Linked DNA regions of Mus musculus: region 1 is linked to region 2. The links are chromatin contacts, found by Hi-C or POLR2A ChIA-PET in ENCODE. All regions are on one chromosome and are shown on one strand. The core of a region is the stretch at or near the end of the contact, and the rest is flanking DNA. Distances in the headings are between cores, read along the strand shown. Region 1 holds the start of Wdr19 (WD repeat domain 19). Region 2 has its middle 3.1 kb from the start of Gm31889.

Region 1 (4,224 bases), core at 559-3,058, 320 kb after region 2:
CTGCACCATCTGCGTCTCCCTGTGGACTTCAGAATCCAGTTGTTAGTGAACCGATTGGGATCTCGTAGTTCCACTAAAGCTACAGACCAACTGGAGGGAAACTGTTATCTTACAATCCTGACTCTTACGATTCATGAGCGTGGGGTGTCTCTCCTTTATAGTCCTTTTAAATTGTTCTCATGACACTTACTTATACGTGCTGGCACGTGTGCCATTGTGTCAGAGGACAACTTGTGGTCATTGCTTCTCTCCTTCCACATTATGCTGGCATTGTGCTGTTTCCTGGGGATTAAGTCGTCAAGCTGGGCAAAGAGGACCCTCCCCCACTGAGCCACCTCACAGCCCTCTGAACTCTTTTAATATCTATCTTCGGTTCTGTACTGTTGTTCACACCCATTATGTATATACGTTGCTAGACTTGTAGCTGCATTCCATTTTGAGAGGTACTCATGAAAATGGCACTGCTCTTTTATTTCAAATCTGCTTATTACTGATATGGAGGGGTGTGACTACTCTTTGTGTATTAAGATTGTATCCTGGAGGCTTGGTATAATTAGCTCTACCTCTACCCCACATCCCTCCCTCTCTTCTACTGATTCTGTACACTCTCAGTCATGTCATCTGCAGTTTTCCCACCTCCTTCCTCAATCAGTATGCTTCTTTTTCTCTCCTTATTGCATTAACTAGGACTTCCACCAGAATTGAGAAAGAGTCACAAGAGGGGACATCCCTGCCTTGTTCCTAATGGGACTACTTTCAAGATTCTTAGCATTAAGTACATCAGCCTTAGGCTATTTGGAGATACTGTTTACAATTTCTATGGTACAGGGTTTTGTTGTCTTGCTTTTTCTTGTTGGGTTTTGTTTTTTGAGAATTTTGAGGGTTTGTTTTATGTTCAGTTTTGTCAAATGCTTTGTTATTATAGCTACTGATGCAACCATGTAGGTTTTTTGTTTTTTTTTTGTTTGTTTTTGATTAGCCTGTTACTATTGTGACAGAGCAAGACAATGCAGAAGTTTCTCCATCTTGTATTCTTGCTGAGGCCATTTTAGGTTTGACTACAATTTTATCTCATGGACGAGAGTCGCTGTGAAAAATTACCCAACTCTATTCTAGGAACCCGAGGTGATGATGCCCAGCTAGCCAACCTTAGCTACTGTGCAGAATCCCACTCCCTCCCTCCAGCCAACTTTTAATGCTTAGCTTCCGCTAAACTTCTTGTTTACCAGGCTCAAATACTACAGGCGAGTTCTTTTCTTTATTTTTTTCAACTATTCCTCCCCGATCACACTAGCTAAAATTGTCTTAATGGTCCTGAAAGAAAACGACTCCTCATACCTCACCTCCGTTAGGGCAAAATCAAAAATAAAAACCCTGCAAGAAAAAAAAATGAGGAATGATACATTAGTTTCTCCAAGCCTTTTTTACAAGTGGATCTTGTAGAAGCCGTCTGGCTCATGAGCCAATTCCTGCCTCCTACTTGCCAACCTCTGGGTCCAGCTTTTTTCCCCCCGGAATTCCTTTACAACCGCTCCTAGGCCAGTGGTTTCTGCTCACATAGCTCAAGACCCTTTCTGTCCATAGGGCCCGCCTGCCTCGCAGCCTCACCCAATCAGAGCTCAGGCAGGAAGTTGACCAGCCCTCGTAGCATTCAACTTCCCGGAGCTTAGCTCCACCTCCATCACGTGACTCTACCCACCCTGCCCATCTCTCTCAAAGGAGGGCTCCGGGGGCAGCTCCGCCCCACGCTCGCTGATTGGTCGCTGTTTGCACGGTCTCCTGGGTGACGAGAACGCGGTAGCGGGGCGGGGGTGTTCTGTTGCGCCTGCGCACTTACAAGAACGGGGGTGTCGCTGGAGCCTTTGAAATGAAGGTAAATAACTTACAAGTGCCAGCGGATTGAGAAGATGTGGCAGCCTCTGTATTTCCTAAACTCTCGGAGCGCGACTCTGAGGAGTTTGTGTCCCTGTCCCTCCGCGGAAGTGCTGAGGATAGAGGAATGAGCTCCGGGAGCGGGCGGGAGGGGATGATGGGCTTGTAAGGATGCAGGGAAAGGAAGCTCTGGAGAGCGGGCTGAGGGAGGCCTGTGCCCTCTGGAATCTGGTAGAAGCCTGATCTGAGTACGCCCGAACTACCGGTATCGCTACCGATTTCTTGTAGCTTAATCCTGGGCAAACCAAGCCACTGGCCCAGAGCCCTAGGGAGAATCAAAAGTCTCTAAAACAGTCATCAAGAATTACTTGGCCTGTGACCTGTCCGGTATGCAGAGCCCTGGTCGCTAGAACACATGATGGAGAAATCTGCACACCTGTGTGCGTCCTCCACTGCACGCAGGTTTTCTGATTGGGTTTGTTGTGAATTCCACAGGGGCAGCCGCTGCACTCCTGTGATTTACCTCAGAGGTACTTACCCCCGCACTGCTCTGACAAAGAAATGGAAACACCGAGTTTAAAATGGTTTCAGCTTTCCTAAAGCTTCACTGTAGCTCTTGTGTGTCCATTGGAATTGGCAGATAACTTTGCATGATTCACTTTCTGGTGTGTCGGAAAGGAGTAAATACTATTCTCTTTACAGTTAAGTTAACCGTGACCTGCAACAAGCAAACCTTTTTGCTGTTCTAGGAAAGCTGTAACTTTTATCTGAGTTGTACCTAGAACCGATATAACTCTGTGGAAGAAAACTAACCTGTAAGATTACAGCCCAAGACAGATCTGCCATGAAAGGAATAGAATCAGGTTTAAGGACGATGTATTCCCAAACTCGCAGAAGTAAGATGGTCTAGAATACGTTGAGTGAGTGTACGTGCTGGAAAAAACCTGTGTGTGCTTGGCATCATAGCGCACCTCTATCTTAAGTTGCGATTCCAGGACACAGGCTTTCGGGAGATGGGCATTTATTCAGATAGCATTGGAGGAGTTGTGTTGTCACTCAGATTCAAGTCTTCAGCTACAGTATCTAAGCTGCATCTACCTAGATAAGGGTGTGCTTGATTAATCTACAGTATTTAAAACTAATATTTTTCATCTAGGGTCATGTTCCTGAGTATTCTAGAATGTAGCAGTCTGATATAAGAATAATATAAGTCAATGAAATTTCAAATTTTTAACTTATAACAACAATAAAATTGTTTAAAAAAAACAAATAACATTGTGATAATACAGTTTGTTTTGCCGAGTATCTCCAAAATTTGTATCAGCATCTAACAGAAAAAATACCAATAAAGCCAGCATTCATTGGTAGCAATGAATCAGCCCACGCCTTTAATCCCAGCACTCTGGGGCTAGAGGCAGGTGGATCTCTGTGAGTTTGAGCTTAGTCCTATCTATATAGTGAGTTTCAGGGCAGCCAGGGCTATATAAAGAGACCTTATCTGAAAACAAACAAATTATCCATGCTATCATTTGTGTTTCTAATAGTCTTTGAAATCTGACATATAGAGTTACAACTAATGCAGATATGAGGACCTCAGTAGGTTGAATCAATGTAAAGTTTTCCCAAGTGACATATTGCCCAGCAAATATGCAATGTAAATATGTGACAAAGAAGTAGGTTTAAGTAGTGAGTAAATGAAGATAATTTTAAAGGGACTGTAAGCATCTTAGGTCTATCCAAGCTTTTTAAATAGTAATTTTGTTCAACGTAGTCCCCCAAATCTGTGTCACATTTAATAAATTCATGTTTAAATTCTTTCGGCATGCATAAAGCACTGTGGCATGTTTTTATAAAGTTAATAATTGAAGACATTTAAAAAGCATACACTTTAATACCAGAACCCAGATGACAAAGGCAGGTGGATCTTTATGAGTTTGAGGCCAGCCTGCTCTAAATAGCAAGTCCCATACAAAGCTACATATTGAGACCCTGTCTCAAACCAGTCAAACAGAAGAACAAAAAGAGTTCTCTGATAATCTCTCTTTTGCCTTGAAGTCTGTTCTAGTTTCATTCTGTTGCTGTGATAAAGTTACCTGACAGAAACAACAGAGGGGAGAAGGGTTATTTCAGTTTTCAGTTCCTGGTTACAGTCCATCAAGCAAGGGGGCACCGTGGTGGGCACATGAAGGAGCTAGTCACATGACATCCCCAGTCACACATACAGAGAAATAAATGCATGCATTCCTGCTTGCTTGGCCTCAGATCATTTCTCTTATATAACGCAGGACCCACTGCCTAGGGAATGGTGCCTCCTACGGTAGCTCTTCCCAAGTCAAGTACCTTAAGGTAGGC
Region 2 (4,843 bases), core at 945-3,444:
CATGTCCTTATATAGGCTTCCAGCAGAAGGTGTGGCCCAGATTAAAGGTGTGTCTTCCCACCTCAAGATCCAAATCAAAGATGCGCGTCTTCCTATCTCAAGATCTGGATCAAAAGGCATGTGTCTTCCTAACTCAGAGTTCTGGACTATACGTAGATTTGCCCACTTCAAACCAAGCAAAAATAGTGTCTCACAGGTGTACCCTCCATTTCTGTGTTGTAATTCCTTCCAGATGTGGTCAAGTTGACACCCAAGAGCAGCCTTCACAGTCATGCTGGGAGAAGCTTGGGAAACAGTAGTGCTAAGAGCAGTGTGGGTCCAGCCTAGAGTCTTCTGAGGGGTGGAATACAGCTGGTGTAGAGACTCTATTGCGGTGGTATTTTGGCAAAGAATGTGGCTGCTTTTTGCCCTTGTTCTAAAAATCTGCCTGAGGCTAAATTGATGAGTTTTGGATCAATGGCATTGGCTGAGGAGATTCCAAGACAGCCTATTATTGACTGAGTCCTGTGGTTATTAATAACCACTCTTATGCAGAGCTATAATGAAAAGGAGAAAACTGGATAAAGAGAAATACAAAATATCCAGTTTAAGAAGAAAAGGAGCTAACTCCAGTGCTCAAGGAGATAAAACGTTTAAAGTAAAACCTGATGTTAAATGGAATGAAGGGTGTGGTGACCTCAGGGTGAGACTCCATCCAGCTCAGCTTCCAACCTCTGAAAGGGAATTAAAGGAAAACCTAAGCAGCAATGGGAACCATTGCCCACAGAAAGCTGATGTACATGTACTTGAACTAAGGAGCAAAGCTCAAGACCCATCAAACCACAGAACTTGGCATCTTTAGCCATATGGTTCTAGGTGTAGAGTCAAGAATCAAGAAAGGGGCTGTGGAATCTCCCTGCATGGCCAAGAAAAGCAGTTGAACATGACTAAATAGACAGTGTAGGTTCAAACTTCAGGAGTGTGACCTTGAGTGGTTTATTTCAGGTCTATTTTAGCACAGCAAAAGTGGGGGAAACTGGTGATAATTAGCTCAGTCTTGTGTACTTAGGACTACATTGAAATTCTTTGTAGCGTACACTTGACATCTTTCATAAAGATGAGTTCTATAGATTGAGAGCATGTGACACCTTCCATAAAGATAGGTTCTTCGATTGACAGATTGACATGTTTACAATAAGGATCTGGGGGAAGATCCAGTGTCGTCTTGGCCACATAGATAGTGAAATAAGTCACCAGGCTATTAAATACATCTGTTCCCAGCCTTCTGAGTGGGTAACAGGCTATATAGCCTGTTCTTTGAAACCCTGTGTTTCAAAGACTTGTGAGGGACTTGTGAACACTGCCCCTATGGGACTGATGGCCACACTTCTCATATGAGGGGACTGTGGCTATGTGACAGGGGCCTGGTGCTGGGAGAAGGCAAGGCTCCTACCATCCCTTCAGGGTCCCTGGGGCTTCAAGTCTTAGCTCGACCTTACCAGGCTTCCTCATATGGTCCACCACCGCACAGTTGGGGGTCACTACAACATGAGAAACTGTATTAAAGGGTTGTAGCATTAGGAAGGTTGAGAACCAGTGCTCTAGAGTCAAAGACCCAAACAGTCTAGCAAATTAGAGTATCCGAAAGAAACATCTGAGCAAGACCACCCTCAAGAACAGTCCATCTGTTATTAAGTTCCATTCAACACACACAAATACAGATACACAAACTATACATATGGCACACATGAATAAACTATTTACATACATAAAGGCACACTCTTAGAGAAATATTTACGCACTCACCCCCACACACAAATACTCTCACAAAAGCACACCCTCCAGATTTCACTAACACAAATACACTTACACACAACACTCACCCAACATATTCTCACACAAACAAAATGCCACCCGCATACTCATACACTCACGTGTATATACACACATACAAACACACATTCTCACACATTCATAGTCACAAATGAACACGTTTACACACATTCACACACACGTACAAACACACACACACACACACATTCACCCAAGCATGCCCAAACACACTCTCCCATTTACTCTCACACACATGCAACACTTAACACAAATGCACACACAAGCACACCACACACTCACACACATGCCACACTGAAGTGTAGCAGGCCAGTTTATGCTTCCTTGCAGCCTGGTGACAGACTTCAGGGAGAGCAGCCGGAGAAGCCAGGACTTTTTTTTTTTTTTTTATAAGTTAGCTGCAGGAGTCAAACATTTGGCAATGATCTCACTATTGAGGCCCTTGTGGATTCTGCCCTCCCCCGCTTTGGTTCTCAGCACAGAAAAAAATAAAAAGCAAAACTGCCTCACGGTGGGGAGTGGAAAGTGAGGAGAGACTATGAAACTGGAAAGATCGCTGATTCCCATTTTTGGAAAACTCCATCACCTCTGAGGAGCAGGGACTTTGGCAGCTCCTGGGGTTCATAAAGAAAAGCCATGTCTCCTGACCACAAAATGAGAGAAAGGATGGGTTTTCCATGAGCACAAAAGCTAACAACAGCCCCATTCCGGAGATGCACTAAGAGCTAAGGTGCTTCCGGCGATGTGGGAAAGGAGCAAGCCAGGATCTAGATCACGGGATGGTCTTCAGGGAATTGATGCCAAGCTTGGAGGAGCAGGTCACTTATGTCTATGAAGATACCCGTGGAGAAGTGTGAGCTGTGACTTCCACACTGGCCTCCTGTCCGCAGCCACTGCTGCAGACCCTGGGGTACTGACCAGCCACATATGCTCTTCTGGTTTTCAGTGGTGCTTTTGAGAGAGACCAGTGCTGCTGGGAAACGTTCACACACCCCTACCTATGTGGCGGCCATGGGGTTGAGCCAGTTGAGAAGAGATGGGTGAGGGGTTGTTAGGGAAAGTTCCCAGGGTAAAATAAAGGAAGGGGCACAAGTCATTGTTTAATATTCTACAAGGTCAAATGCTGATGAGAACTTTGTAGCTGTGGAGTTAGACTTGGTGCAGATCCTGACCACATGAGCTTGGATTACTGTTAGTCACCTTAGTAGTTGCTCCACTCCTCTGTCTTTGACTTGCTTACAGTTCCCTTGACTTCTCAAGTATGACCTTTGGATCCTATTACTAGCAGACCACTAGCCTCATCGAAGCAAACGCTAAGAAAACCATCCGACAGCAGCGGAAACCTATTGCAGAGAAGTGCCAGGGTACTTGGTTGGTGCCTTGATTCAGGATGGTCTTTGTTCCGTAACTAGTAAAGTCTCACGTGACTCCTTCCACGGCAGGACGCTGTTTGGAGCAACAGCATCCATGTCTCTGCATCATGGTAACTCACGTTTGGTTCAAGAATGAACTCTTAAGCCACGTTTGCATCAGTTTTGCATGGACAGTCCTACACAGGGTAGCCACTAGGAGTTGCAAAGAGAGGTGTCACGTGTCAGGACCGACTTGTTAGAATTCACTGCTCAGCTGGGCTTGCCTGGGAGAAGAGCTCACTCATGCCGGCTTCACAGGAGTTCTGTTGACTCAGAAAGCACTGGTGGATACCGCTGGTCTAGTTTCACCAGCTCTTTGCAGAAAGGAGACACGGCCTGGGAAATTCAAGTGAATCATACGGGACCACTCAAATCTGCGTGGCACACCATGCCGGGCGCCAGAATGCTTGCTTCCCTTTGACACATGGAAGCAAACAGGGATGCTGAGAGAGAACAAGCAGGTGTCTCTTTTCTTAAGTCGCCCCCATTGTTAAAGAGGCTTTGTTCTCCCAGACTCTATTCCCTGAAATCCATTCCTTTCTTCCAGACTGAGAGATGCAAGGGGACTGAATAAATGATATAAGCTTTTAATTTGTTTTTAATTACCCTGGCTCACTAACCTTCCCCAAGGCCCGGCACAGAGGAGTAGTTGTGTTTTTCCACTTATTAGCCTCATTCTCTAGTCTGAAAAAAGAATTCTGCCATTTCTCAAAACCTCTCCCTTTCATTCTTCCAATTCCTTCTTTTGCAAAAAAAAAAAAAAAAAAAAAAGTAATGTGTGTAAAATGAGAGCCAAGTATATTGTGGTTTCAAACCCAAGTGTGTTTGAAGCAGGAGCCTGTGGGACTGCTTCGCCTCAGCCCCTGGGGCATTAGCCTCTGTGGCCTCAGTTAGTGAAAGGGGAGGGAGCTTGAATGGCTCTTTGATTAGGCCAGAGTCTGGGGGTGGAGGGTGGGGAAAGAACAGGCCTGTTATTTGACACTCTGTTGGGCTTGGCAGGGCTCAGTCCCTCTCAGGCCTCCCTGGAGTTTGCAGGCCCTGCTGAGGATGCCCCGACTTGGCAAGGGCTGAAATGCATGAAATTCCTGGCCACAGTACACCAGCAACCCCAAGGGCTTGGTGGATTCCATTCGCCTGCAGAATCCTCCTCTTCTGACTTTCCCCTCCCAATCTCATACTCACACCCGCAAAGCTCTGAGTTAACCGCGTGATTGCTAACTGATGGCTTGTTGATTTGGAAAGTATTTGTTATTGTTGTTTGAAAAGAAGAGAAAAGAAAATCAAACAATAGATAGACAACTCCCTGGAGGCATTTTGGAAGTGTGGAGGAGCTGGGCAAGCATCAGGGGGAATGTGACATCATTGTCTAGGGTCCTTACCAATTTACAGTGAGTTCTAATCCTGGCTCTACCATTTATGACCTTGAATAATTGACTTAACCTCTGTGCACTTCTGGAGTCTCCAGATGCCTTAGCCATAGATGGTCACAGTAATAACATCCCCACAGAGCAACTGTACAAAATACTGGCTGTCAGGTCTGCGGCTGAAGCTTATGTCAAGGCCAGCTGCTGTGCTACTACAGGATAATACCCTGAAAGATT

The links. Hi-C counts contacts between places; a loop is a spot of excess contacts on that map. ChIA-PET counts read pairs that join two places held with the same protein, here RNA polymerase II (POLR2A).
Region 1: POLR2A ChIA-PET joins it to region 2 with 12 read pairs in Patski. The contact joins the promoter of Wdr19 here to the enhancer-like site in region 2. A Hi-C loop is called at or near these places in 2 of 37 maps with a recorded cell type or tissue (Patski and mouse embryonic stem cell). POLR2A ChIA-PET finds 5 or more read pairs at or near these places in 4 of 5 experiments (Patski and embryonic stem cell).

The regions. Positions count from the first base shown.
Region 1 is chr5:65,197,888-65,202,111 of GRCm38, forward strand. Wdr19 (WD repeat domain 19) reads left to right here and starts at 1,809. Exons shown (of 37, transcript NM_153391.2): 1 at 1,809-1,873. The coding sequence starts at 1,868.
Region 2 is chr5:64,873,982-64,878,824 of GRCm38, forward strand. No RefSeq gene overlaps it. Among named protein-coding and RNA genes, the nearest start is that of Gm31889, 3.1 kb to the right of the region's middle. RefSeq lists an enhancer at 2,803-4,800. Within about 2 kb of position 2,195, at least 1 of the 3 ENCODE cell types and tissues checked has a DNase peak (open chromatin) inside an H3K27ac peak, as active enhancers do.